Regions from separate parts of the Homo sapiens genome. Here all the other regions are linked to region 2. Evidence: chromatin loops called from intact Hi-C (ENCODE). Cell type or tissue: HepG2. All regions are shown on one strand. Each heading gives the region's core, and the rest is flanking DNA. Links, peaks and the distances in the headings are about the cores only.

Region 1 (10,184 bases), core at 968-8,967, 260 kb before region 2:
AAACTCTTTACTTCTTTTTTTCTTTTTTTCTCCCTTTCTCAAAAGTGAAAGAGGTTGGTGAGATAAGTGAGGTGGCAAAGTTGCTCCTAAGCTGATGCATAATGTGAAGAAAACATCCTGATCCTTTTAAAAATCAGTTTAATTACTGGTGTAGTTCTCTGGGAAAGGCCCGGGTGTCCCTGTTAAATAATCTTTCTGAGATGGAGAGCATCTTAAAAGAAGAGAATTATATACCTAACTGTGTATGGATACCTCTCTAACTAGGTCAGTATTCAGTATGTGAATATAAATTATTTTGTACCCAATGAGTAAAAAGAAAATTAAATTTAATTTTGAATCATTTTATATAAACATGTGATATTTCCATGAATGGAAAGTATGTGCTATTTTTCCATGAAGGACAGACTATTAGAGGAAAGAAATGATGAAAGGGAGCAGTAAGCTATCACCCAATTATTTCCTTTTCTTTCTTTTGGTGGGGAGGAAAAGCCGTCCTGCAATTCTGCTCCAGGCCACAGCCCCACTTTTGACCCTGGCCTTATTTCAGGGGCACATAGACAGCCAGCCTTTCCATTTGTGTCTGCAGAAGAAATTAAGTGGGATACAAGGCTGTCCTTCCCAAGTACATTCTGGAATTCCTAAATCCCCTCTCCTAGCGTCTCCTCTCTCTCCCCTTACCTCTGTGGCAGCTGGCTCCATTATCCAGGTCTCAGCACTTCTAGATTAACTGTTTTCTTTACCTGGAGCCCCAAAGAAAACCTAAAGTAAGAAGTTAGGGGCTGCAAAGATGACAAGAAATTCCTGAGGGTAGGATGGTCATGCAAGTTTCTTACTTTATTTTTTATGTTTCTTGAGGAAGGAAAACAAAATTGTGGGTGGTGGTTGTTATTATTGTTTGAGACAGAGTCTCTCTCTATCACCCAGGCGAGAGTGCAGTGGTACGATCTCAGCTCGCTACAACTTCCGCCTCCTAGGTTCAAGCAATTCTCCTGCCTCAGCCTCCCGAGTAGCTGGGACTACAGCCATGAGATACCACGCCCTGTTAATATTCACATGTTTAGTAGAGATGGAGTTCACCATGTTGCCCAGGCTGGTCTCGAACTCCAGACCTCGGGTGATCCGCCCACCTCTGCCTCCCAAAGTGCTGGGATTACAGGCGTGAGCCACTGTGCCCAGCCACTCAAATGGTTTTGAAGAATAGCAAAAAATAATTGTAAAGAACTTTTCAACTATAATCTAATTTGTAAACGCTACCAGGGCACTAAAAGAATATCAGGATTGGAGTGATTATTTCCTAATTGTTTAGAGCCTAATGGGTTTGAATTATCAGTGAAAACATGCTCAATAATGTTATTGCACATATTGTCCTTATATGTTAATTGCCTGTATTTTGAAATTATTATATCACTATGTCATTTCAACAAATATTGCTGAGCCCTTCCTTTATGTCCAAAACAATGTAAAGCACCGAATGAAATCCAAGATAAAATAAAACATGATTTCTACTTTTGATGAGCTCAAACTCTGATACCAAAGAGAAGATGTGACATGATATATGCCTCTTATAAATTCTATAAGAAACATAGTTCTAGTAGTACTACAGGAATTAAAAAAAAAAAAGAAAGATTACTTTTCATTAGCATAATTATGGAAAGCTCTTCAGAGAAGATAGCATTTAATACTAAAGCATAAAATAATATTTTGACCACTAATTATTTTGTGTGTATGTCTTATCTTCTCAACTACACCATAATCTTCTTGTGGTTGGAGACTGATATAATACTTGTGTTTCTATTCCCTATCTTTTATTCTCTTAGCAAGGATTAGCTGCCTGGGAGGCCCTTCATACATAATTGTTTTTTCAATACTTGCTAAAGACAAGTATCTTACTTAGTAAGACAAAAATCAGAACAAATGCTGAAAACCCCAGCTGCATGCTTTAGCTGACCAGATTCCAACAAGGAAATTCTCTATAGTTTCCATGAGGTGGAAGATACTCCAATGTCTTTCTTCTGTGTTGAAGAACTGGGAAAACTGGATTCCAATTCTCACTGTTCATTGCAGAAGAGTGGGGTGGCTCAGCCTTCAATGATCTCACCTAAAAACGAGCGTGATAGCAATTTGAAGATTTACTAAGTATCACTTTATGTCACAAAAGAGTTGTAAAGTTATTGGGAAAGACATTATACAAATGCAAGATGCCGTTATTACCAGCACCACTTTTGTGTGATGTTAGGTTCATTCATGACAAGACTGCAGAGATTTTTTTAGAAGCATGTCATCACTTTAATTTTTTATTTCACTTTTATGTTTCATCTGGCTCATCTTTTTGAAGTCATTTTCCTTGTTTAAATAGTTTCTATTGTACCTTTTCTCTCAAACTGGTTTTATTTTGACGGATTTAGCTTCCCTGGAGAAAGCTGCATATGGAAAAACCTATGAACCATTGAGCTGCTAATAATAATTATCCTCTGCCCTTTTAGAGCCTCTTTTATCTGAGGATATCAAAGTACTTCTCAAACCGGTATCTATAATTATCTCCATTATACAAAAGAATAACTGCAAGTGAGGCTGAGTGACTTACAGGAGGTTGACAAAGGCAAGAAGAAGAACCCCAAATTCCCTTCCCCCTCCTTCTTCCCTGTCTCCTGAACTTCTGGACTTTTAGGAAGAGTGAGATCTGGCTTAGACTCTGAGGTAAGGGAGAAAGGGAGAGAAAGTCTTCATAAGATGTAGCTCTAGTGGAGGCTTACCCTCTGTTACCGTCTTACCTCTGTTTACCCAGCTTACCCTCCGTTCATGCATCTGAGGATGCATGAACACAAATGGCAAAACAATGGTAAGTAACAAACGAGTGGAGGGAGAGGCCACTTTGGGGTGGTTTGGCTAAGAAAGGCTTTGTCAAATTGAATTTCCATCAAGCTGCGCCAGTGAGTGGGAAGTTCACCACGCTACCTTGCCTTTGCAGTTTTCTTTCTTATCTAGAAAAATAGAGCTTATATGTGGTTAAAAAAAAAAAAAAGTCCATTTTTTCCTCAGCAAGTCCATTTGGGGGACAGCAGGATGAATTTATGGGTTCTCCTTAAGGGTGTAACTGAAGCCCAGTGTTTGCTGAGATTCAAAGGGCTTTCGTTATTTGTCATTCATTCCTTGAAACATTACCAATGTTTTCTTTATAACTTTAAGGTCTTTGTTTCTGGGTTCTATTTGCAGATAACATGTTTCAAAGTGGCAAATTTCCCCTAAGAATTGGAAAAATGGATAATACGGACTGGGGTTGGAGAGCCCGGGATTCTGATTAAACATGGAATCTGAGAACTGGCAGAAAGCCTGGAACTGATGGAAGAGAGGGCTCTAGGGCCTCCATACTAAATGGTGAACTAGGAACTATAAAAGAGATAATGTGGTGAAGAGCTTCAGCCATCAAGTTATTCTAAAAATGAAGTAGGGCATTTTATATGTGGAGAGAAGGGCACTGATTATTATCTGACTATTGCTAATATGTCCCATAGAACTTATTTGGAATAATTTTTTACTATTAATTTGAACAACAGCAGTGAGACTCTTTATATGTATAATAAAGCTAATTTTACATTTAATAGAGATGATTTTATTTTTTAATGTTAGTAAAATCAGAATCTTATTAAATTGTAAAAGTGAATAAAACTTTTATAACTTTTGGATTTTCTTTGTGGGTTCTATTTGCTGTTTAAAATGCTGTTGCTTCAATCCCTTTAGATTAGGTTCAATTTTATGGTGCTCACTTCTTTTCTTTTAGACATATCTCAATTGTTTGAAAAAATGTAGCATTTTTATGGCAAGCTGTTTAATACATCCATTTTCACATTAGCTCTCATGGTTTTAACCAAATGCTAGTGGTTTGTTATTTTTCTTATCAACAAGGAATTGAGGATGCTTGATTTAAGATATATAATAGCTATCATTTTATGAAGCGTTTACTGTATGCCTGGTCCTGGGTTATGCTCCACGTGCTATCATTTAATCCTTAAAACAGCCCTGAGGCACTACTATTATTTCTATTTTATATTATAGATGAGAAAACAGAGCCTTTGAAATTTAAGTTATTTGACTGATGTCCCACAGCTAGTAAATGGCACAGCTATCATTAAAACCCAAGTCTTACTGCCTCCAAAGCCACTCTCTTATAGACTGCAACTTTAACCTGTTTCATAATTGATTCTTAAGTTTCTAGTTCTATGACCTTCACTGTGCCTAGCTAAGCCATCACAGACCATGTGCTATTACTATCCCTCAAACATCTCAAACATCAGCCAGCCTGTGGGCATATATATTTAAGCAAGTTGGAAACAGCCAAGTTGGGTACCCCTTAACAGGCATGTTCCTCATGCCTTATTTGAGGTTGATAAATCACCAATATCTTTATCAACTTAAATGATTGCAATGTCCTCTCCAAAAGAGATGACCTTACTAAGTGTCATTTCTTGGTAAATAAAGCTCTGCTGCTGTTGACTTTTGATTCATCATCACACTGATATTTAGTGTCAGTGAGGAGTATGCTGGACGGGGCCGCAGTCTTGAGCTCTTACAAAAGGAAACAGGTGGCTGGTCACTTTGGACATATTCCCTCTGGCAGAGGTAGGGAAACTGCAACTTGTACTTAGCATTTTAATTGAGGTTGGCGGTCGGCAGAACTATTACACTTTTCTCTTTAAAACTCTTTTCAAATGAGTAGAAACCAAAATAGAAAATATTATAACTTTTTCCTGTGTCATGTACATTTAACTTCTTCTGATGAGGCTTCCCTTTTTTTACTCAAAAATAGCATTCCCATGCTCTTGAGCTAATAGTCATCAAAACTAATGCACACAGGTGTTTAGCAGATCAGGGAGAGTAGATGTTTTTGTTAACTTTTTAAACAACTTCCCCCCACAATCACAAAGCTCTCCAAATAGAATCTGCTGACTTCAATGGCAGGGTCAGTGTTACAGTGACTCATTGCCAGATAGAACAAACAAGCTCAACAAAGCCTGCTTCAAGATGTAAATGCTGTTTCCTTGCTGCTGGGAAAAGCTCTGTTTTTCACAAAATAGAGCTAAAAAGTCTGTATTTGGATCCTGCTGAGTCTCAGATATCCCTGGGTCTCAAGAAATCCCTACACCCTCTAACAACTGTTTCCCCACCATTCCTCTCCCAACTCCTAGAGTGCACCAGATGCATTCAGTTCCTCAGTGAAAACGCTCCTGAACCTGATCCAGTCCTGCTCTAACCCACGCCACTTCCCAGAAGCCAGCCTTGCCAAGGTCTCCAGTAACATACTCACTGCCAAAACGCAATGGCACTTCTCCATCTTGATGCTCCTTGACCTATGTACAGAATTTGACACGGCTGATAACCAATTATACAACTCTCTCTTCTTGGCTTCTGAGCCTCTTTCCTCATTTAGTCTCTGCCTCTCATCTCATGTGCTTTCGAGGCCCTTCCACCCCTCATTCCATTGGGCTTCCGCTTTCCATGGGGCTACCCCCATTGCCTTGCCACTTAGCTGTTTACTGCATGGCTGCCTCACTGACTGCAGAGGCCATGCTTCACTCATGTTAGAACCCCATTGCCTAGAGAGTGTTTGCAAAATAGCATGGACTCAAAAAAAAAGTTGAATGAATGCACATATCCCATAGGTCAATTTCTCTATTCACCTCAGACCTGCACTTGCATCTGGCTGTGAGACAAGTTGCATGACCAACTCCTATTACACAGAAATTTTTCCTCTGTCTTTAACTTTTACCACCTCCAAATTCTACATGTCGGCAAAGAACACATAAATAATGAAGCTCCCAAATAAAACTCCTCATGACGCTTGGTTGTTTTTCAATTTCTATTTACAGTTCCCAATTAAATCTGTTTTTTTCACTCATGACATTTTTTGAATCTGACTTGCCTTCCTTTCAACACTTCGATGGATTTTTGCAATATTTGTGCAGAATAATTTTTTAAAGTACTCTGTGTTCAACTGGTATTTTGTATGGTAACTATTTGTTCTGATGTATAGCAAAGAGTAGCCAATTAATATTTGTTGAGTGATAGCTGTACAAAAGAATTTGTGTATTATTGCTTAATTTGATCATTAAGGTGGTCCAACAAGTGAATTTGTTGTTTCATTGTCTGTTTATTTTTTGTCATTTTCATGACCAAATCATACTAACTTGGAGGATATAATTGGAAGTAAGGCAATGTATTATTGCAATGTATTATTTCAATGTAACATTACAATTTGACTTGTTAAACTGTGAATTTTGTCTTATGATGGTTTATGTGTAATCCTCATTCCCTGTTTGGATATGAATCTCCCTAGAATCCCAAGTTACAGCATTTATTTCCTGTAAGTGTTCAGTTCTTCTGCCAAAGTTATCTTTTTCACCTGTCATTTTGTGTATGCCAGATTTTTTTGAGGCCATATAATTTTTTTAATTTGCCCTATAATTCATATGTTAGATTCTCTCACTCAATTGCAAAGTATTCCATTATAATATTTTTAATGCCATACTATAACCATTTTCTCCCTTCTTCTTGAATACCCTCTGAATGAATCACAGTCATGTCTGCTGATGTACAACAATTCCATTTATGCTTACTCCCCTCTTCCTATGGCTATTTCACTTTACATCTTCTCCCATTGGATGGATGGATAGATAGATAGATGATAGATAGATAGATAGATAGATAGATAGACAGATAGATAGATAGATTCACTTGTCATATATATTTAAGAATTTTTCAATATATTATGTTAGCATCGAGAACTTACTTCATAATAAGAGTTAAGGTATTTTCTTTCTATCCTCTCATTATAAGTATATATCTTCCACATTTGTAATGGACCAAAAGTACTTATATTTGAACATTATTTTATTTGTGGTTTACAACATTTTCATGCATTTGTCTGTATCATTGTCATTAGCCCCTTATTTTAAGCTCCTAAAAAGAATTAATAATTTGTTAAACATATCCTAAACATTGTCTAGCACTGTACTATGGGGATATAGGCAATTAAAACATTATTTCTGAGCCTACTAACAAATTGTCTAAAACTATGTATATATCTAAAACTATGTAAGTATCTGAAACTATAAAAATCCATTCTTCCATGTTTCACTGGCATATTTATTCAACCTTGCTAGAGGGAGTAACATATAAAAATGGACCCCTTTCATTATTCAACGGATCTTGTTAGATCAATAGTATTTCCCACTTAGTAAAATGTGATGTCTCATGATTTTTCATAGCAATCTGTATAATTGGAAGAGATTCACTTGATTAACATAGAAGAGTGTAAGTCATGTGAGACATCATAATGAGATACCCGAGAAATCTCTGTTGATATTTCTAACCCATCTGAGTTTCCAAAATACATAATTTTAGGAAACGAAAGAGAACACTTTAAAAAAAAATCCTCCTGATGCTTATTGTTTCTTCTAGTTGATTATTTCAGTTATAAACCACATACATTCCAAATTTCTTTCTGCTTGCTACAGCCACACTCTTTTGCCCAACATTTTAAATCTTTGATAAAATATAAATGAGCAACAGCTTCCTGCAAACCACAAATTCTCCTTCTTGTTTTGCTTTGTCTAAATGTTCTTTTTGAATGCCCAAAGGACTTTCTCTTCCTGCTTGGCACAGTCCTAAATTAGTTTCAATCACATTATTCTTACATTCAGTGTATGTACCTGCATTATGATTCCGAGGGTAATCGTGCCCTTTAACCGTAGTGTGCTTATCATCAATGCTTCAAGAGACTACAGTCTGGCCTTGATCTTGCTCAGTTCACCAAGGTTGTTTGGGGGTAGATCTATTCACTGGCACAGTATTGGTTTCATGCCTATGACAACTCAGAAATCTATTTCTCAACCGAGCCAGTGATTTCTAACAGTGTTTTGTTTTGTTTTAATCATATTTGCAAGTTGGTGCTGATACAAAGGTGTGCATCCATTTTTTTTTTTTTTTTTTTTTGAGACGGAGTCTCGCTCTGTTGCCCAGGCTGGAGTGCAGTGGTGCAATCTCGGCTAACTTCAACCTCCGCCTCCTGAGTTCAAGTGATTCTCCTGCCTCAGCCTCCTGAGTAGCTGGGATTACAGGTGCGCACCACCATGCCCAGCTGATTTTTGTATTTTTAGTAGAGACAGGATTTCACCATGTTGCTCAGGCTGGTCTCAAACTCCTGACCCCATGATCCACCCACGTCGGCCTCCCAAGCATTCATTTTTTTTTTAGACAGGGTCTTGCTCTTTCACCCAGGCTGGAGTGCAGTGGCGCAATCATGGCTCGCTCCAGGCTTTACTTCCCAGGCTCAAGTAATCCTCCCATCTTAGCCTCCCGAGTAACTGGGGCTATAGGCACACGCCACCATGCTGGCTAATTTTCATATTTTTTGTAGAGATGGGGTTAAACTCCTGGGCTCAATGGATTTGCCCACCTTGGCCTCCCAAAGTGCTGGAATTATAGGCATGAGCCACTGTGCCTAGCCATTTTTTGTTAAACTATTCCGTTTAAAGCAAGCAATTCTTTCTACCAGCTCGTCTATTGTGACCTAAAAATTCAACCCATGAGCATCAACTAAAAATATTTTTCTGCCTTTATTTTTAAGGTTGTATGTCTTATTTTCAATGTCTCATTAAAATATTACAGTGTTTTGTTGAAATAAATGAGTAAATTTTCACCATGCTTATGGCTTGTTCCTGCTTTCATCTTCTAGCTAGGAGAAGATACCCTAGTGCTAGGTTGATTGATCTGCAAAAAGTCTGATTATAAACCTTTGTTTTGTACAACATCCCCACTGTCTACAGGGAGTAGTGCAGAGACACTCAACTGTTCCTGAGCTATTATAGCATTACTATACTTCTTTTGTGAACAAACAGATCTCCTTTAAATAATTATTTGTGATCCACAAGTTTGCCTTTATAGCTGGAGCCCCAACTACTTTCTATGCAGTTTGTTAGTTTTTGTTTTTTGTTTGTATATTATTATTATTATTATTTTAGAGACAGGATCTCAGTCTGTTGCCCAGGCTGGAGCACAATAGTGCAATCATGGCTCATTGTAGCCTCAACCTCCCAGGATTAAGCGATCTTCCCGCCTCAGCCTCCCAAATACCTAGGACCACAGGTGCGTAACACCAAACCTGGCTAATTTTTAAATTAGACCCTGTGTAGAGACAGGGTCTCTCTATGTTGTCCAGGATGGTCTCAAAGTCTAGGCCTCAAGTGGTCCTCCTGCCTCAGCCTCCCAAAGTGCTGGGATTACAGGTGTGAGCCACTGTGCCCAGCCTATTTTCCGTGTTTATTTCAGGGCACTAGCCTAGTATCTATCCTCTCAGCTGAAAGTCACTGCCACAAACACAGCTGCCTTAACACCAAAGATAGCTAATATTCTCCTATGTTCTTTGAAGTTTCTGGTTCACAGCGTCTTGCCTTAAGTCTATGTAAATCTGAAACAACTAATTACAAAGTAAAAATAAAAAAAGTATCAAAGCCTTAATTTCACATCATGTCTGGGAAAAATATGTTTTCATGAATTCTACTTTTTATAGGCTAAATTCACCCAAGACAGTTTTCATGTGAAGACAGCACCACAGAAGTAGAGAGGTTTTAATTCAGAACGTGTAAGTGACTAAGTGCAATCACCTAAAACAGTGGAGGCAAGGGTTTTCTTGACACCCATCACAGGTCTCACTGCCTTATCTAGAAGCTTACATCTCAAAACACTTCAGTTCTATATCAAGTTTTGCTACTTTCTAATGAGCTGGATGACAGAAGCCAAGTCAGCTAACCTCTTTTGTCTCAGTTCTCTTTCAGTAAAATTGGGGGATTAGACCAGAGCAGCAACCGTCAGTTCCATCTGGCATGACTCAGGGCAGAGTATGGCATTCCAATTCTGGCACAAAGTGCATCGCCAGACCCCTAGGTTATATCTTTTATCATGAGCTGCAACAGCCAGAGAACGTATGTGGCACAAACGTGTCAACCTTCAGGTGTGTTACAAGATATAAAGAGGTTGAGAAGCTCTGAAGAAGATGACCTCCAAGATAGCATATAATTCTTCCACAGAAAGAATAAAACATTTGAATAAAAAATTGAATGTTTTTTTTCAAGAGACTGAGATTCTAGAAACTAAATCTGGGGTTATGTCACATATCTTGGTCTGTAAGC
Region 2 (10,184 bases), core at 857-8,856:
TGCAGCACTGATTTAAAAATTATACACATGGCTTTTTTGAGCCATGCCAAAACCCTTTTCTCATTTTAGTGTCACTACTGGTTAGTTTGTTTGTTATGTGTGACATCTTTTTTTTTCCTCTAAGAACCATGAAACTATGCAAAGAATAGAAAGATCACAATATGGTCTTGTGGATGTCACTGCTTGAAAAGCAAAAATGCTAGTGAATTAACCATGGTTAGCAGGGATTAAGAAGAGTAAACAGTCTGAAGCAGAATGAATGTGATTGCAAGTGTTTTCAAAGGCCTTTCCTCCCCCAACTTTTTTTTTTTGAGAAGGAGTCTGGGTTTTGTCACCCAGGCTGGAGTGCAATGGCGTGATCTCAGCTCACTGCAACCTCTGCCTCCCGGATTCAAGTGATTCTCCTGCCTCAGCCTCCCGAGTAGCTGGGATTACAGGCACTTGCCACCACGCCTGGCTAATTTTTTTGGATTTTTAGTAGAGACGGGGTTTCACCATGTTGGCCAGGTTGGTCTCGAACTCCTGATCTCAGGTAATCAGCTCACCTCAGCCTCCAAAAGTGCTCGGATTACAGGCATAACCACCGTGCCTGGCCAACATTTTATTTAAAAAAAATCAAAGCTACAGAAATTGCAAGCATAGTAAAATAAGCAGTCATATGCCCTTCGTGTAGCTCTATGCTGATAGGATAGCCACTATCCACATGTGGTTAGCAGCCGCTTGAAAAGTGCTAGTCCAAATTGAAATGTGATATTCTACGTTTCTTTCTAAAATATAACCAATTCCTAATGTTTTCTGAAAAGTGAACATTTTATATGCTTCTAAACCAAGCATATAAAAATTGAATAAATATAAACCACATAAAATGATTCAAAAAATATACATATATAAAACATATATATTTGCATATAAAGACTAGACTCAGAGATATGTATCTGTGTTTAAAAGTTTAAAAGTTTAAAAGCCAACAGTCAGTAACTTTGAGACTTTACGGTTATGGATCTGTGGGTGTAGTCCTTATATGCAAATATGTGCTTTGTATATGTATCCATATATAAATCTTTGGTGCAGGTCTGATTATTTTCTTGGGATAATTCCTAAGGAGTAAAATTACTAGGTCAAAAGGAATTAACAATTCTTAAATACTTGATTCACATTGCTAAATAACTCTCCAGTAAAATTGTATCAAACCAAAGTCTCACATGATATTTGAGAGGGACAAGTTCATTTGCCAACACTAGTCATTATGCTTAAAAAACATCTTTCTCAATTTGTAAAGAAAGCTGCATCTGGTTTTATTTTGCAAGTGAGTATCAACTGTTTTGTATTCTTTTTCATTTGCTTTTTTGAGCACACTTTGGTGTGCTGCAGGAAAACACAGGAGGTTGACCCATGGAGACTTAGAGAGGTTCAAGATGTAGATATGAACTGGAGCAGCCCTCACATATTTGTGGTAGTTGATACTACAGGATGGCTTGAGGTATTTCAAGGAATATCAGGCTGGGCATGCTGGTGCATGCCTGTATCTCCAACACTTTGGTAGGCTGAGGCAGGATGATCCCTTGAGGCCAGGAGTTAGAGACAAGCCTGGGCAACAAAGCGAGACCTTATCTGTATGAAAAAATAAAAATTAGCTGGGTGTGGTGATGCACGCCTGTAGTTCTAGCTTCTTGGGCACCTGAGGGAAAATGATCACTTGAGCCCAGGAGATGGAGAGGCTGCAGTGAACCTATAACTGTGCCACTGCACTCCAGCCTGGGCAACACAGAGTTAAATCCTGTTGGAAAAAAAAAAGGAAATAGGAGATGAGAGGCAGTAAAGAATCCTGTGATCCTATGAAATCTGTAGCCAGGCTTCTGGAAAAATATGGTGTATGGAACCCTGTGGACAAGAGCATTTAAAAAATTGTGGTAAGTGCAGAATAAAGCCTTGGTCAGTAGTAACTATCAGTTTCCTAGGGCTGCCATAATGAAGCACCATAAACTGCCTAAAATCAAAGAAATTGATCACATCACAGTTCTGGAGGCTAGAAGTCTGAAATCAAGGCATCACCAGGGCCACAGTCTCTCTTACGTTTCTGAGAGATTCTTCCTTGCCCCCTTCTTAACCTCTGGTGGTTTCCTGGCAATCTGCGATGCTCCTTGGCTTGCAACTTCCTAATTCCAATCTCTGCCTTCATTGTCACAGTGTGTCCTCTCTGTGTATATGTTTTCAGATGGCCATCTTCTTAGAAGGATGCCAGTAATATTGGATCAGGGGCTAACTCTGCTCCAGTATGACCTCATTTCATCACTAATTACATCTGCCACAACTCTGTGTCCAAATAAGGTCACATTCTGAGATACTGAAGGTTAGGATTTCAACTTGTCTTTTTTGAGAGGGACTCAATTCAACTCATTACAATATCAAATGTTATACAAAGTATGATGGACACAGGGAAAAGGTCATTATATTTTGCATTTAGGAAATGATTGGTGACTTTTGGAAGAGCTGAGATCAAGGTAAAAGCCAAGTTCACAGCAGTTGATTAGTGGTGTGAAGTGGACAGTTAGCTGTGAAAGGCAGAGGGAAATAACTGAGGGTGGCACAAGAGTGAGAATATAAGACTTTCTGAGAATCAATAGGTGGTCATCAGTACATAAGGAAAGGGTCTTGAGTCAGCAAGGATGCCAATCTAATAAAGCAATATTGGAGTAAATGCCCTTATCACGCAAAATGACATTTTAGTGAATAGACTGCATATATGATGATGGTTCCATAAGATTATAATACCATATTTTTACCGTATCTTTTCTATGTTGAGATGCATAAATACTTTCCATTGTGTTACAGTCATCTACATACAGTAACATGCTGTACAGGTATGTAGTTTAGAAGCAGTAGGCTATACCATCTAGGTTTGTGTAAGTACACCATGATATTGATGTTCACATGATGAAATTGCCTACTGATGCATTTATCAGAACATATTCCCATCGTTAAGCAATACATGATTGTAGTTATTAAAATCCTACTAAATCAGGATGTATTTCCTATTAATATAAACTTATAAGCAATTTTAATCAATATTAAACACTAATACAGATATAGGTTTATTAGAGTCAATATATATGTTAATATAAGATTTTTGATGCTTTGCACTGTTTCCCAAGGTTCATAATATTATACAATTACTAAAGCTAGCAAGGTTATCATAAGACAAAGGGCATTTACAGTTTATAATCTATTTGTTTTTCTTTCAGAATCTAGAAAATAATTTTATTTGATTTTTCTGTAATTAAGTAAAATGCTGTTTTATTAAAATTTAATTTCCCCCCAAAACTTTCTAAAATCTGCAGATCTCTGAAAAGTTAATAATTTATCTGCCAAGCATACCTCCTGTATTTAAGTATTTATGAGCATGTGATAAATGTGTACTCTAAAACACAAACAGAATGTGTTTTCTTACGTATTAATGAATATTTTGATTAATTAAGCAGATATTAGAATTGCACATCACTTCAGGGTTGTTTGATTCAGAATAGCATCTGGTTTCAGTGATAACATGAATCATGAAAACTACTTATAAATGTGCTCTTGTGTTCTTCTCATAATCTCCTATGGAAAGTAAACAGGAACTGTTAAAAATGTACCTAGCACTTCTCAGGGGCTCCTGTTCTGGCTTGGTCCAACTCTGGTCATGCAGGCATTTTTCCTTTTAAGGACAATTAAGTCCTATCTTTGCAGGCCATAGTGTTACTCATGTTCGGGGAGGCCACAGAGCCGGGAAGAGGAGCCCTGAGCCCTGAGCAGGTTCAATGTCGCCCCCGTCAGGAGCACCGCTGCAATGGAAAGCTTCAGTTACCATCAAAGGGATGCAGTCAGGCCAGAGAGAGAACTGCTATTTTCAAATACAAATGAACAAAACTACAAAAATGACAGAGAAGTCTTTGTTCTCTGTCTAAATGTGAGCCCCAAACAAATCCTCCCTGATTTAATGTGAAGTTTCTGGCCTGACCCCGACACTCTCCCTGATGTGCCTTCTACACGTCTATGAGGCAGCACTGTCTGTAACAGTGTGTGTCAGGTGCAGGGACTTTTCCAGCTGTCTCATGACTGTTAGGCAACATTGCCTTTTCCTGGGACTTTCAGCTGGGCTGGCTATGGTCTTTTTAGATTTAGCTTTGGGAAGCTGCCCCCTGCTGGGCTTCGGTTGGTGTGAATGGCCTGGACTTAGGAAGGGGCACTGCTGTAGTTGGCCCTGAATGGACCCTGGACTTTGGAGCCTCCTGGATGACACAGTTGCTTACCCTCGTGTTATCAATCTGAAAAACCTCATCAAGTGATACATTTCCAATCTCCTGACTGTCCTGTGACTTATTTGATGGTATTAAGCAAAGCTCAGGTCAGAAGGATTGTCATAAAATTGTTGACTGGACTCTTTCTCAGGAAAAGTTTAGCATGTCCTGGCAACTTTTAGGCTCATACCACTAACTCTGAGAGGTCAAGGGTTTTATGTAGAATGGTAACCTTCTTAAAATTGAGGTTTTAATAAACAGAGCTACGCATAGCAGACTCATCCCTGGTCTTACAGAGAGGATGTCAAATGGCTGAACCATGTGCTTTCTCAAAGTCAGTGACAGCAGAGATGAGGAAGGGGTTGATGATGTAAGAGAGAGCTGGGACAAAGGCCAAGTCAATACCAAATGAGTTGTCATTCTCCCTATGCTTTTCATACACACCCAAGCGTTTCACTCGGGAGATACCAGAGCAAAAGGAAGATAAATGCTACATGTAGTTCGTTCTGATATAACTGTCACTAGCACATGGTGCACACGCTCCATGAGAACACTTCTGTTTCATTAATCATGCTCTTTTGAAAATGTGACTAAATGTAAGTGATGTCAATTTCCAGTGCTGCTTTTGCTTTATAAGTAGGCTTTGAGGATTTAACCATATTTGGTAGATGCTAATATTTCTGTGTTGGCCATGAGAAAGATTATTATAGTACACAATGTAGTAAAATATTTGTCTTATGTAAAGAGAGAAATAATCATTTTTATTTACATTCCTGTGCAACTCGGGTCAGTCTGCCCTAAGGAGTTTTATTTTCTAAAGAATAAGCCTAGGAAATGATTTCATCATAGATTCAAGTAACAGCGTGAAACAAACACAGCCTCGGGATTTTTGCTATGTGTAGTCCCCTTAATTTTCTAGAATAAGACAAAAGACTGTTGTAAATAATTTTGAATAAAACTCGGATTTGTTATTTAATTTTAAAGACCTCCCAGAGTTTGAGATAATCAAAACAAACTTATTTTGTGCTCAGATTAAGAGCAAAATAACAAAACTAATCTACTAGTGATAGACTTTTAAATGCAAATTTAAAACAAGATACATATCTTTCAAAGGATGATTTTCTTCTTGTCATAAAAGACAAATTACTGAAATGCCTTTAGAGATTTATATTTGTATATTGCATTTATAACAATGATAAATCTCAGTTAACAATAAAAGGTTAAATTATGTCTTAAATGTAGGAAAATATAGGAAAGGTAAGGATATTTTTATTTTTATTTTTTTTAAGGAGCAAATAGGGCAGAAATTAGAGTGGCCAGCAGGGGGCTTCTTTTAGGTTTCTTTCCCTTTCCCATAAATTAAAACCTAACCTAAAAATATAGTTTACTCTTTAGTTTTATAAATAAGGAATAAAGAGACAAACAATGGCTGCTAAATTTTCATTGCTTCCACTAGTTTAAACAAGACACGTTTTACTTCTCTTTAGTTAATTCCTCTCTCCTGCTTACTTCCCTTCCTACCACTATTTTTTCTCAAGACCTGTAAAGTGATCCCTGCAGTCTGGATTGGCCAGTGCTGCCTCTGCCTCCATCCTCAACCAAAGTTCTATCTTTGCAAACCTTCCAGGGAGGATTTTAATGATGAACTCCCCACCAAATAGAAATGAAAAGTAAATTAAGAGCAAAGAAGCATATTCTATATTGATGATTTAAATGGTAGTTATAAAAATCTAGTTGCACTCTGAACCTCCTTTTGAGAGGGACTTTCTGAAATCATGGGCTTGAGTGTAGTAGTATAATAGGCAGTGAATGGCCATGTAACATGACATTTTAAAAGAGTGCTGTGTTTTCCCAAGAATTTGAGAGTTTGTGAAAGACCTCCAGAACTAGTAGGCAGATTCTGACTCATTTTGTAATATAGCTCCAAATTATCTTTCTATCCTTTCTTACATGCATAAGAAGTGAATGTAAGAACCATAATTTTTACTTCCTTTTTGTGCCCATTTTATAAAGGTAGGCTCAAAACCTTAATGATAGAGCAGAGCAATTCACCAGAGAGTGAATTAGAGGCAAAATTGTGATAGTCTGTGTTATCCAAGTGAAATCTCAAGAGAAATTGAAACTGACATCATGTAACTTTTTAAAATAAGAATTAGGTCCTGACAGAAAAAAAAAAGTGGTATATCTATAACAATTTTTGAAGTTCCAAGTAAATAAAAAGCCAGGAATTCCAAGTTCAATATGTAAGACAAAAAATTATGTTAGGATTTTGTTTTAACATTGATATGGTTTGGCTGTGTCCCCATTCAAATCTCAACTTGAATTGTATCTCCCAGAATTCCCACATGTTGTGGGAGGGACCCAGGGGACGGTAATTGAATCATGGGAGCTGGTCTTTCCCGTGCTATCCATGATAGTGAATAAGCCTCACGAGATCTGATGGGTTTATCAGGGGTTTCCACTTTTGCTTCTTCCTCATTTTCTCTTGCTGCTGCCATGTAAGAAGTGCATTTCACCTCCTGCCATGATTCTGAGGCCTCCCCGGCCACATGGAGTTGTAAATTCAATTAAACCTCCTTTTCTTACCAGTCTTGGGTATGTCTTTATCAGCAGTGTGAAAATGGACTAATACAGTAAATTGGTACTGAGAGTGGGGTACTGCTGAGAAGATACCCAAAAATGTGGAAGCAACTTTGGAACTGGGTAACAGGCAGAGGTTGAAACAGTTTGGAGGGCTCAGAAGAAGACAGGAAAATGTGGGAAAGTTTGGAACTTCCTAGAGACTTGTTGAATGGCTTTGAACAAAAGCTTGATAGAGATATTGACAATAAGGTCCAGGCTGAGGCTGTCTCAGAGGAGGAGATGAGGAAGTTGTTGGGAACTGAAGCAAAGGTGACTCTTGTTATGTTTTAGCAAACAGACTGGTGGCATTTTGCCCCTCCCCTAGGGATTTGTGGAACTTTAAACTCAAGAACGATGATTTAGGGTATCTGATGGAAGAAATTTCTAAGCAGCAAAGCATTCAAGAGGTGACTTGGGTACTGTTAAAGGTATTCAGTTTTATAAGGGAAGTAGAGCATAAATGTTCAGAAAATTTGCAGCCTGACAATGTGATAGAAAAGAAAAACCCATTTTCTGGGGAGAAATTCAATCCAGCTGCAGAAATGTGCATAAGGAGCCAGGAGCCTAATGTTAATCCCCAAGATAATGAGGAAAATGTCTCCAGGTCATGTCGGAGACCTTCATGGCAGTCCCTCTCATCACAGGCCCAGAGGCCTAGGAGGAAAAAGTGATTCTGTAGGCCAGGCCAGGCCTAGGGTGCCCATGAGGTGTGCAACCTGGGGACTTGGTGTCCTGTTTTCCTACTGCTCCAGCCATGGTTGAAAAGGGGCCAATGTAGAGCTCGGGCTGTGGCTTCAGTGGTTGGAAGCCCCAAGCCTTGGCAGCTTCCATGTGGTGTTGAGCCTGCACGTGCACAGAAGTTAAAAATTGAGGTTTAGGAACCCTCACCTAGATTTCAGAAGATGTATGGAAATGCCTGGATGCCCAGGCAAAAGTTTGCTGCAGGAGTGGGGCCCTCATGGAGAACCTCTGCTAGAGCAGTGTGGAAGGAAAATGTGGGGTAGGAGCCCCCACACCGAGTCCTTACTAGGGCACAGCCCAGTGGAACTCTGGGAAAAGGACCACCATCCTTCAGACCCCAGAATGGTAGATTTACTGATGGCTTGCACCATGTGCCTAGAAAAGCAACAAACTCTAAACACCAGCCCATGAAAACAGCTGGGAGGAGGGGCTGTACCCTGCAAAGACACAGGAGCAGAGCTGCCCAACACCATGGGAATCCACCCCTTGCATCAGCATGACCTGGATGTGAGATCAGGAGTCAAAAAAAGTAACTTTTAAGCTTTAAAATCTGACTACCCTGCTGGATTTTGGACTAGCAGGGGCCCTGTAACCCGTTTGTTCTGGCCAATTTCTCTCACTTGGAATTGCTGTATTTACCCAATACCTGTACCCCCATTGTATCTAGGAAGTAACTAGCTTGCTTTTGATTTTACAGGCTCATAGATGGAAGGGATTTGCTTGTCTCAGATGAGACTTTGGACTGTGGACTTCTGGGTTAATGCTGAAATGAGTTAAGACTTTGGGGGACTGCTGGGAAGGCATGATTCGTTTTGAGATGTGAGGACGTGAGATTTGGAGGGGCCAGGGGCAGAATGATACAGAATGATATGGTCTGCCTGTGTCCCCACCCAAATCTCAACTTGAATTATATCTCCCAGAATTCCCACGTGTTGTGGGAGGGACCCACAGGGAGGTAATTGAATCATGGGGGCTGGTCTTTCCTGTGCTATTCTTGTGATAGTGAGTGAGTTTCACGAGATCTGACGGGTTTATCGGGGGTTTCCACTTTTGCTTCCTTCACATTTTCTCTTGCCACCACCGTGTAAGAGGTTCCTTTCACCTTCCACCATGATTCTGAGGCCTTCCCAGCCATGTGGAACTGTAAGTCCAATTAATCCTCTTTTTCTTCCCAGTCTCTGGTATGTCCTTATCAGCAGTGTGAAAATGGACTGATACAAATATAGAAAAAATGAAACTTTGATTGTTGGAATAATACAAACAGTGCAGCACAGACTGGCTTAGGGTCATGTTTCCCAAGCTGGAACAAATGGCAGTGGGATATGGGTTATTGAAACCACAGGATGAGCCTACAGCTTATTCCTCTTGTGCCAGTTTACATGTGGACTGGGAATAAAAGATTAGAAATTCCAAATGCCTTTATGCTATCTTAACAGGGTCACGTTATGACATAGAATATAAAATGATTTTTGTTATGGTCTGACATTTATGTCCAAATATGTTGAAATCCTCACCCCCAAGGTGATTGTATTAGAAGGTGGGGCCTTTGGGAAATGATTAGGTCTTGGGGGAGGAACCCTCACAAATGGGATTAGAGTTCTTCCAGAAGATGCCAGAGAGAGATTTCTTACCCCATCCACCGTGTGACTGCATAGCAAGATGTCATTGATGAGCCAGAAAGTGGGCCTACACTAGACAACAAATCTGTCAGTGCCTTGATCTTGGATTTCCCAGCCTTCAGAACTATGAGAAATAAATTTCTGTTGCTCATAAGCTACCCCATTTATGACATTTTGTTATAGCAGCCCATACAGACTAAGACAACTTTTAAAAGATGAGCCTTCAAGACATTTTGAATATGTAAAGGTCTGCTATAGCTTGACTCCTCTAGGGATATTAGTTAAATAAATGCTTCAACAGCCAAACTATGAGATTTCTTGTCTTGGCAGAGTGGTTGATTGATGTGACCTCTGATAAGTCAGTTAATTTTTCATGCATTAGTCAAATTGGTCATAGCTTTTAACTCAATTGAGGAATTATTAGAAAATTAGAATTATAGAGTTGAATACTGTATTACTTTAAATGATTTGTAAAGTATAAATGTATAAACATCACTGTAAGTGTGTTCGTTCAAAGTTTTAGAATCTACCTCAGAGGAAAAGAAGAGAGGGGTTGGAGGCAGAAATATCATGACCTACTGCAAAAACATAACTGTGATTTATATGTGCTTACATAGCTTTGTCCTTTACCATACCTTAGTTCTCAGGGTTATCCTTCAAAACAGGGAAGAAATGCATTTTTATTACTGGGTGATTTAACCAGTGGTCAAGAATATGACTTATAACCTTGAATTTTAAGACTGTCTATGGGCAGAATTTGAAGATGAAATTTAATAGGGTTCCTCTAGAGTCCTAAAAGAAGAAGTCAATAAGGGAAGAGGTCTTTTATCTAGTAGTGGTTTATAAAACAGTTCCTGGGCATGACATCACAGTGCAATGTACTTGGTTCAGATTACTCCTCATTATCTATCAGTACAACTACACC
Region 3 (10,184 bases), core at 1,402-9,401, 580 kb before region 2:
AAAAAAAAAAAAAAAAAAGCCCAATAATGAAGAAAATACTGTACTTATTTAATTTAGAAAACTGAAGTTTGGAGTGTTTCCCCAAATCTACAAATAGCAATTTAGAGTTGGTGTTAATATCCTGTTCTATATGACTCAAAGCATGTATTCTCCTATAATATATATATAAAATACTTGACCCGGCTGCATAGGTTTGCTTGGGCTGCCATAACAAAATATGATAGACTGGGTGACTTAAACAACAAATCTTTATTTTTTCATGATGCTGGAGGCTGGGAAGTCCGAGATCAAGGTGCTGGCTGATTCCGTTTTTTGTGAGGGCTCTCTTCCTGGCCTGCTGATGGCCCCCTTCTTGCTGCGTTTTATACTGGGGATTGGAGTTTCAACATATGAATTTAGGGAGGACATATTTCAATCCATAGCATCATCCTTCCACATTTTTTAAATTCCTGAAAGTTAGTTATAAACCCGATGATTGAATTCACTCTAATTCTCTCATATTTAAATGGGAAATTTTGTGCAAATTATTCCTTAGTCTCCATACCAAATTCCTTGGCAACCCATGTTTTCCCTGCTGTGTATCAGGAAGCTAACCCCACTGAATCTTTTTACTGACAGGTTACAGCTGATATTTTGCCACAGGATGTACTGGCAGGAGCTGACTGAGTTGCAAGGAAGTAAAGCCAGGGTATTTCTTCTCTGCTGCCCTGTGGCTTCAGCACCACGTCTTGGGCAGCTGCTGCATTTCTCCAAAACTACAGCTCCAACTGGGCGGCCCCTCCTCTGTGCTTCCAGTTCTCGCTGGGTTCTGTTAACATTATTTCTTCTCATTGTCCCTTCAGCCCAAGAGGTTGTAATGTTGCTAGTCCCTGGGTAAATTATTTATTTGCTCCTAAAACTCTGCCTATGCCTTTTTGGAGTGCTACCGTTAACATATCTTCACTTAAACCATTTTAAGGGTGAATCCCATTTCTTACTGGGACCCAGGACCTAACAGGCCTTGCTTACATATTGCATTTAAATTAAATCTCAGGTTTATGGTACTTACATGCCATTCTACATTTGTATTTCAGAAAATATATATGTACATAGACATCCATTTCATTTAGGGAGAGAAAAAGGAAAAGGATAAAGTAAGATGTCAGAAGGAATGAAAGGGACCTTGCAAAACTACATAGAGAAATCGTCCCTTATGCCTTTAGAAAAACCTCACATTACCAAAGGGTCTCTGGCAAAGAAGCCATACAGAAAAAAATGCCCTTTTGTCTTCTTATGCATAAGTTGAACATCATTACCCAAGTATTGTCCATTCCTTTAAGGGATAGGTTATAGGAGGGAATTGTTCTTTTTCTTTAGGATTTTTTTTTTTTTCATTTTTTTCCCTTGGAATGAGAATAATTAGAAATTTTCAATACTTTAGTTTAAAATAGGTCATTTCCCTTTCACATTGTCAGAAAATTCGTACTTCCCTAAATTGGGTGATTGGGTGTATTCAGGGAGTTCCTCTATGCAGTGTAGCTGAGTTTCAAAATCAGTGTCATTCTCGGTGTTTGAAATGTATGGTGGAAATCTGTTGGGCTTGCTTTGTAAATGCAGAGCTAGGTCAGGTGAAGCCCAAAGGCAGTAGGCCAGAGTGGGCCCCAGGAATACCTCCAGCAGAGAAGCAATTCAAATGGACAATGAGCAGGTGCAGGCAGGTTCAGATGCTGTGATAGAAAGGTCAAGAAAGGGGATCTGAAGAGAGGAGAAAAAGGACAGAGAAGGAACTTTTCTATGGTGGCAGGCCTTGTAGCTGGGACTAACAATCTGAGAGAAACTCTTTTTTCACATACTAGACGAATTCACCAAGAGTATAGGAAAGTGCCTAAGAAAGAATGGCTCTGAACTTCTGCTAATTCATTGAAAATAAATTTGTGCTATTCATATAATATAGGTAGATTATATCCTTAAATTTTCCAGTGGTATTTTAGATGTCCCAACCATGTGTGCCACTGTGAAAGGCCGAAGTCAGAGACAAAGTAAGTCAGGGAGGGAGGAAATTGTTTCTAAGTTTTTTGTCCCCTGGGTCTTTAAGGAGGTGATTACTGAAAAGCAAAGCCAGATTTAATAGCAGGGACTTCCGGGGTAGAGTGTTCCAACCCTGGCTTATTCTCTATTAAACACCTTGAAAATTAAAAGCATGACTTTGTCACTTGGTATTCCCAATGCCCAGAAGAAATGTCCTGTAATCGGTAAACAGTGGATGTTTGTTGACTGATTGCAAAAACACTCACATGTCTGACTCCTCCTGTCCTTGTGCTCCTAGATGCACCTTAGCAATAATGGACACAAGGGGACTGGGCCTTGCCTGGACCACCCACCTGGCTTGGGCCATGCCAGCTGCTCTGCTGCAGTGTGTGGTTGCTCAAGTTTAGCTACAAGGCCATATAAGAGTCCTTCCAAGAGGAGGATGGGGCGAACTTTCCAGCTAGAGTTTGACCTAAGGAAGGATTTCAAAACTTACCCCTGCAATGCTTTAACAGCATTCAAGTCAAATGGAGGCTTTTCATACAGTGAAATCCACAGTAGCTCTCTGTGGTATGTAGGGCTACTAGCCAGATATACCTGAAAGCAAGCGCTTGCCTTGCTCTCCCTCTGCCACAGAACGATGACACAGGGATAACAAAGGGAAATACCAGGGAATGTCAAGTCAAACAAATCGTAGATCTTCTCTGGCGGCTTCTTTGACCTTGTTCTGAGGTAAGTCACACCAGCAGGAGGGGCATTCAGGATAAGCGTGTTTGTCATTTGAGGCTTCTATCTGCTCCAAAAGGAACTCTAAATCTTCCTTATGAAGGCACTGACATTTAGTTTGGCACATTTTCAGATACTAGAAAAAGAACCATGACTTGACAAAAAAAAAAAAAAAAAAGTTTAGTTAATACAAAGCAGAAGAGGCAATTATTTCAAGCCATTTAGAGAATAATTTGAACATAAATGTGCAAATATATAAGTTTTTAGGTGCTGAGATTTCTTTTTTTTTTCCTGTCAGTGAACACCGTGTACATCAAGGAAGATAATTACAACTTTTTCAAGTCTTCTAAAATCGAGTAAGTTTTCTGTTTTTTTTTCCTTTGCAGTATCCAGGGATTTTGTTTGTTTGTTTATTGCCACATATGGTTTCTGTTTCAAGGTCTAAGAGCATCATATCAAGCTTTATCACATCTGAAGTTGAAGGGAGTAGTTCTTGCAGACAATCTATAGCATCCATTTAAGAACAGATAGAAGTCTTAAATTTGGCATATGTTTATCTGATGAACCTCACTGTTTTTGTTCCAAGTTTCAGTTAAATCTCATCTGAGGGAGCAAACCTATTTGTTGATTTGATGGGGGTTTTATACTCTTTTATGTGACAAAATAACCCAGAGATTCTCATGACTTAAATGTAAGGGATCCAGAAAGCCTGGAGATACAAAAACATTTTCCAAAATAGATGTGCAGTTTGTACTTGTTTATATACTTGCTGAGTATTTTGCTTTCTTCTTTGTTTTTAAAGGGACACCTAATTCTATGTTCCCACCCTTTTCTTTCTTCTCCAACTTGTACATTCTGTAACTTATATTGTCTTGACATTTTGAGGCAATATTCCATCCCTCCAAGTCTTTGATATCATTTTACTCATAAAAACTAGCCCATGAATGAAATCAGAAGAGGAAAGTTCATTTTTGTAATTCCAGCAACGAGACATCTTCCACATTCATTACCACCCAAGTATCAGTTATTTGAAGGCAGATTTAAAAAAAGGCCTGATGTCAGAAACATTAGTATGTCATGCCCAAATCATATGGAGTCTCTTGAACTCAAAGGGGAAAAAAAAGGCAGCCTGCTTTTAGACCTTCTGCTTTCCTTATTAACTTTGACCTTAGCTATTTCTCAATCAGCTGCTTACACATCCATTTTATACACTAGAGGTGTAGAAAATTTCATAAGAAAAGCAACCAGCATAAAAATGACTTTTTAAAGAAAGTTCAGTAACCTCCATATAGATCGAATATGACATGTTCAAGTCACTGACTTCATTTATTAAATGCACTTCCCTGACGTGTTAAATAACTCTTTCTCCTAAGTGCAAAGGGTTTGTGTGGCTCCTCCTGCCCCCTCTCTTCCCATCTCCATGATTTATGATGTTCTCCTGACAGGCTTCATATGTCTAGGGCCCATTAGGTAGGAAGGTAGTTTTGTCTCTGGGTGAGTCCTGCAGTCACCCCGGGGTGAGCATTACTGTTTGGCAGTCTCCCTGGAAGTTTACGGAGGAACAAACAAAAAAGAGACTCACCCGGAATAGAGGTTTTAGGGAGAGATGGCCCCTGTTTGTGAAATAAACTTTAGAGTTTTGTTTCTGTGTAAACTTTTTTTTTTTGAGGTGGAATTTTACTCTTGTTGCCCAGGCTGGAGTGCAGTGGTGCAATCTTGGCTCACTGCAACCTCTGCCTCCCGAGTTCAAGCAATTCTTCTGCCTCAGCCTCCTGAATAGCTGGGATTACAGGCACCCGCCACCATGCCCGGCTAATTTTTCGTATTTTTAGTAGAGACGGGGTTTCATCAGGTTGGGCAGGCTGGTCTCGAACACCTGACCTCAGGTGATCCACCCGCCTCGGCCTCCCAAAGTGCAAGGATTCCAGGCATGAGCCACCACACCCAGCCAACTTTTATTATTATTATTTTTGTTGTATAAATCCACAATGTTCTCTTTTTTAAGAGGATGTGGAAACTGTTTGAAAAAGATTTGGGAAAAAATTGGAGCTGCCTAAGTTGTAAATTGGGGCCACTTGTCAGAACCCTGAGGACTGAAAAGTATGTCTTGAATTAAAATATGGTCTTGTGCCTGTGAATCAGTAAAGGATGTTTATAGATGTGAAATGTTCTAATGTTATCTGGAAACAGCTGCTAATCTTGGATGAATATCAGGTGTGTGTGTATAAAATAGACCTCCATACACACAGAAAACTGAAGCTGCTAGGAAGGATCAACTGTAAGTTAAGTATATGAATAATTCAAGGTGCCTATCTTTTCTAAACTTCTTTCCTGTAGAGTTTGATGTCTGAGAATACTTGGGAACACTACCACCACTTCTCTAAGAATTGTTACTTTTAGGGCTGATGTTTAAGATGGAAATACTCAGATAGATTAAGATTTAGTCTGCAAGTATTTTGCATGAATTCCTTTAAAATGGGGTTGCAAATTTTTCAGTCTTTTCTCTTTCCTTTGAATGGATTTTATTACTAGATCAAGAGCTGCCAACAGCTAGGCCCAGTGAAATGTGGAAATCACTCATGTCTTCCTACCTTGTAATAAGGTGAGGTTTCTGAATACCTTTTAGTTAAAGGAATAATAATAATTCTTAAAAACATAAAAATACTAGTTACTGATTGTTACCTGTGTCCCGAGGCCTAGTTGCTAACACATTGTCGTGATGAAAGAGCTCAGATCAAATCTAAATTTTGTGTTAGAAGTCCATTGCTGTATTAATCATCTGGAATAAAAATGTCACAGTTATGATTTTTTGGAAACTGCTGCACTTAACTTCCAAACTGTTGCTTTTTAAAAGGCTAATTCGGGGTTGGGTACATTAATGTCAATGTCCTATAAAACTGCCAGCTAAAAAAAATGTCAGCAGAGACATTTTTTCTAGCCGATGTCAGCACAAAAGGGTGCCTCAGTTGTTTCATCTCCAAACAGCTGCATGCTTTCATTGACATTTGGTGACCTTTCTTTGTGCACCCAGCCTAACCTCTTAGGTTATTTCCTGGCCTCCCTTCTGTGACCTTTGACCAAGGCCAACCTTTAGCTGGAGAATGTGACATTTTGTTCTCCTCTGGCTGACATGTGATGCTCTCATTATTCAAAGGTATGTGAAAATAATGACCCCAAGTGACCTTTGAGTTTCCTTTCATTTATTGGTTGTTTTTGGTGCTTGTTCAGCATGTACTCGTCTAGGTGAAGGGGGGTGAAAGTGAGGACTGGGGTAGCCTTAGACGGCCCATATCTCATTTTGTTTCATTTCTAGTCTCTTTCCTTCCAGACATGCTGCTTTACTGTTTATGACTAAACCTTATTGTTTTCTGTATACTGATCAAGGGACAAATTTGACCTGTGAATAATGGGTCTTTTTGAAATTTAAGAAATTTGGTTTAGTGAGTGAAGCTCGTTGTGCGTTTCTATCTTTTTCCTACCAAGGACATGTCTGCATTTCTGAATATAATTTTCCATCTAGTAATGGTAACTCTTTTATATTTGGAAAATGAATAACATATAGAATGGTTGTAATATGTGACAAACAACTAAAAAATTTGTCATTCATGTTTTATTTATATAATTCAGTTGGATATTTGAAAGAGTCACTGTCTAAAAAATAATTTGCATATTTTATCACATAGTTATAATTAACTTGGTTATGCTTATAGATTTAATGTTACATTAATTTAAATATGTATGTATATTAATATAGAAATGTGTACAGTGGGTACTAACTATGAAGAAGGAAAATTAAATTTAAGCACTGATAAAATAGTGGTCATAAATTGCTTAAGTTAGATTTGGCATTTCAGAAACAAATTAGAGGACATTTATCTATAAGAATTTAGAGATATTTAAAATTATATTTCTCTCAAAGTATTTCACTAATTTGTGACATCTGAGACAAAGTATATTTCCATTTAAAAAATAGTAAAGCGAGGAATTATCATGCTCTTTATATAACATATATTTGCATGTATTTTGCTCCTAGTCAATTCTCTTCTCTAAGGTATTTACCTCTAGAATGGATCCAACTGCTGTGGAAAATTGAGGATAAGAGTTTAGATTGCTTGGCCAAAATTTAAGCGTGGTCATTAACTCCGGGATTTCATAACTTTCCAAGGCAAGCTGTTTAGGTGCTGATGATGAGTGACTAGAGAATTATTATAAGTACACTAACAATTACAGTCTTCAGCAAAACACAGGGCCCTCTATCTAGACACATTCAGATAAAGAAAAGGCCATCATTCCTGAATTATGGTACCCTCTAATTTAATATCCAAATACTAGAAGAAACTATAATTACACCATTTTACCAAACTGTTATTTATTTTTTAGTACAGTAAAAAATAAGACCTTTAATCCCATGGCACATTTTGTACTTATGATTCAGTCCAGTGGTTAAGCCTGAATTTAAGAAACTTTGACACAGTGCATTACTTTCCTACAAAAGACCTAACATAAAACTATCCCTTCTCATTTCTGAATTCATGTGATTAATTTCAAAAAGGACACAAGAGAGGCAGGTGCTTTAAGAAACACGTTCTGGAGAATGCATGCTTTTATTTCTAATTTGCAAAAGGATGGCATATGGGTTCTGCATTCAACAAATATTTGATAGCTAATTTATAGAGAGAAATCTACTAGACACATGGAGATAATATGAATCAGACATGGGTCTGGCCTTCAAGGAAGATGCAATCTGGTAGAAGAAAAAATCTTTATAACACACTGAAACTTCTAAGTACCACAAGAAAAAAAAATTCCTATAGTTCCATGAATAATAAAGAACTCCAACTTAAATCAACTTGTTTCACCTATTTTTATAGCTCTATTTAAAGCATTCTAAAATTCCATTCACAGATAAGTTTTTGATGTATCTGTAAAATTCATCTCTCATGTCGTTGTCCTTGTGGCTAATTAGTGTATATTGCTTTATCATCTACCAATCATCCAAGCAAACTTTACAAATAATTAGATTTAGGCCCATTAACTACTCTAGGATGAAAGTTGAAGCTAATGCCAAAGACGAATTTCATATTTCTCAAAAAATAACACATTTAAACTCCTACATTAGGGTTTGTTTTTGTTTTTGTTTGTGTTTTTTGAGTTTTTTTTTTTTTTTTTTGCTACAAAACAAACTGTAGAGATAATAATTAGAGTATGAGATTAAGCTCATTTAATTAATGTAACCAAGAACACAAATAAAAAAAAAAGTGGGGTACTTATGGAATGGCTACATGTGTACTCCCAAGTTTTATCAATACATTCTGCATGAATATTTGCTTCATAAAATTTTTTTTTCTCTGCCTAATACTGAAAATTTAGTCTTTTTTCCTTTTGTAACCAATGATATGCTTCAAAGACTTAGAAGGAAACCTCAAAAGTGACCCCAAAGAATGTTTCTTGTGATTTGCTGTGTGCAGACATGATCTCTCAGAATTGTAATGGCTAATTTCTTTCCATTCAAATAGGTTTAACCCAATAAAGGAGCAAGTTTAAAATATTTCATGGGTCCTGTACTGAACTGAAGAGAGGGTATTGCATTGATTAATAAACAGAGATGTATGCAGAGTAGATGTGCTGCCAGGGTAAAAACAGTCAACGAAAGGAAACTTTAACAGGAAAACAACAAAAGCAAATAATTGATCAGTATTTTAATAACTGCATACCTTACATTGGAGGGAATATCTTCATTCTGTTATTTTGTAGGGTTTTAAAAATAAATTATTAAATTAGCTTTAAAAATGTTTTGAGTTTCCAATTTGGAAATCCCTGGTGCATTTATCTCCTTTATTCATTTGTTATTTTTTTATTTTTAGAAGCAACATTAGAAACTTATTTTTGCACTTAGCTCATTTTGTTCTCTGTAAAGGTTCTAACTTGTTGGGCATTTAATCACTATTAAAGACAAATGTTTTCACTTGTTCAAAAAAATTTTCACCTAATAATAAAATATAACTTGCCACATAAATGTCACCCTTCATGCACAAAGTGCTTTAAAGTGATAACGGGAAACCAAGTTAAAAATGTTTAAAAATCATGTCTGGCAGGAGGCATAAGTTTCCCTCTCCAAATCCCAATAACCTAAAATTGAAGAGAGCCAAGGCCTGTTTCCTGCTTTGTGATACTGCCTTATTGTCATTCAGTTGTATTTAACCACAAAGGCCCCATGCTCCATGTGGTAGATTCCTAAACAGTCATAAATCTACCTCTTGACCAAGTATGGTTTTTCAGCATGTGTTTTGTTAAGCAACAGAAACGTGCACACAAGAACAGTAGGAAAGAATTACTCATATCTAGGTTCCCCTAACGGAATCCCCAGGTCTTTTGATACCTAAGGCCCCAAACATGGCCATGATTTCTAGATTAGTATAAATTCCAAAAGTAACACAGCAAACTCTAAGAGCAGAAAAGATGTAGAAGATTTCAGTTTTGTGCAGTTTTTAAAAAATGAATGTTTCATGGGTTGTCTGAGTAAATTTCTCTATGGTTCTTTACATAACTACAACTTTGTCTCCTTTTCACCTCCAGAGTGAGACATATTGTAATTCTGGCTGATTTCAATGAAATTTCCTGTTGCTCCTTGAGAAGGAGTCTAGATATCACCAATACTTTTGTGCCATTATTAATTTAAAGGCACATATACTTCTTTTATCTCCTGGAATGAGGATTTATTTTTATTTTTTTAATCTAAATCTACTTAATTGTTAATGATTGCTTTGTTTTGGATCCATTAATTCCAATGTAGACTATTATTTAACTTTGAGGTGACAGAAGAAATGATTTATAATGGAAGCTGGAGAGGAACAAATAGATTAATTTTCTAAACCATTTCTAGTCAAAACGACAGTCTCATAAGCTATCAAAATTCACTGTATTTTGTTAATAGATCTCTTTATTTTAAAATGAGTAAGAACATATTTTGAATATCAGATTTTTATCCTCTCATATCCAACTGATTCCTTATTTTACTGATATGAGTGAGCATATATTCCCTTAAGAGTGAATTTTGAAGTATTATTTTAAAAATTAACAGTAAAATTCTTCTGATACTATACTGGAGGTTTTTGTTCCCAAAGATCAATAAATTACTCTATAGGACATAATAACTCAATGTGTATCCTCAAATGAAATTGAAATTCCTTCCATATACATAAAATCTGCAAAGGAATTTATTTCAGTAGGATAATAGTTAATTTATAGTGTGAAGTTCAAAAAGGCAGAAGAAGATAACAACTCAATTTAGGTAAAGATGTAGCACATATAAGCTGGAGGAAAATCAATGTCAAATAGAAAACCATATCTGAAATTCAGATCATATTTAGATGCACAAAAAACTGTTCAGAGCAGTAGGGGGTGATTGTATTCCAATTCAATTTCCTTTACTCACATCAACCAGTCTTGGT

The links. Peaks named below come from ENCODE experiments on the same cell type or tissue, not always from the same donor. Only the 100,000 strongest peaks of a DNase experiment are listed, where the experiment ranks them.
Region 1: a loop joins it to region 2, with 4 times the contacts of the local background. A loop is called at or near these places in 3 of 110 quality-filtered maps.
Region 3: it touches region 2 in a loop (4-fold over the local background); 2 of 110 quality-filtered maps call a loop at or near these places.

The regions. Positions count from the first base shown.
Region 1 is chr21:15,116,791-15,126,974 of GRCh38, reverse strand. LOC107985483 (a long non-coding RNA gene) reads left to right here. Exons shown (of 4, transcript XR_001755094.2): 2 at 3,214-4,617. Among named protein-coding and RNA genes, the nearest start is that of LINC02920, 55 kb to the right of the region's middle. RefSeq lists a silencer at 4,373-4,667 and an enhancer at 5,244-5,760. In HepG2, for the core only: no CTCF peak of the experiment used is centred there; DNase peaks (open chromatin) are centred at 4,514 and 4,954; H3K4me3 peaks cover 754 bases.
Region 2 is chr21:14,858,418-14,868,601 of GRCh38, reverse strand. All of the region lies in intron 1 of ASMER1 (adipocyte associated metabolic related lncRNA 1), which reads left to right. Among named protein-coding and RNA genes, the nearest start is that of ASMER1, 55 kb to the left of the region's middle. RefSeq lists an enhancer at 3,875-3,924. In HepG2, for the core only: CTCF peaks have their summits at 3,802, 4,170 (motif pointing left) and 5,590 (motif pointing right); DNase peaks (open chromatin) are centred at 3,791, 4,161 and 4,661; H3K4me3 peaks cover 1,264 bases.
Region 3 is chr21:15,436,929-15,447,112 of GRCh38, reverse strand. LOC101927745 (a long non-coding RNA gene) reads left to right here and starts at 2,457. Exons shown (of 6, transcript NR_188238.1): 1 at 2,457-2,739; 2 at 3,032-3,089. RefSeq lists an enhancer at 1,416-2,185. In HepG2, for the core only: no CTCF peak of the experiment used is centred there; DNase peaks (open chromatin) are centred at 2,692, 4,232 and 5,832; H3K4me3 peaks cover 3,457 bases.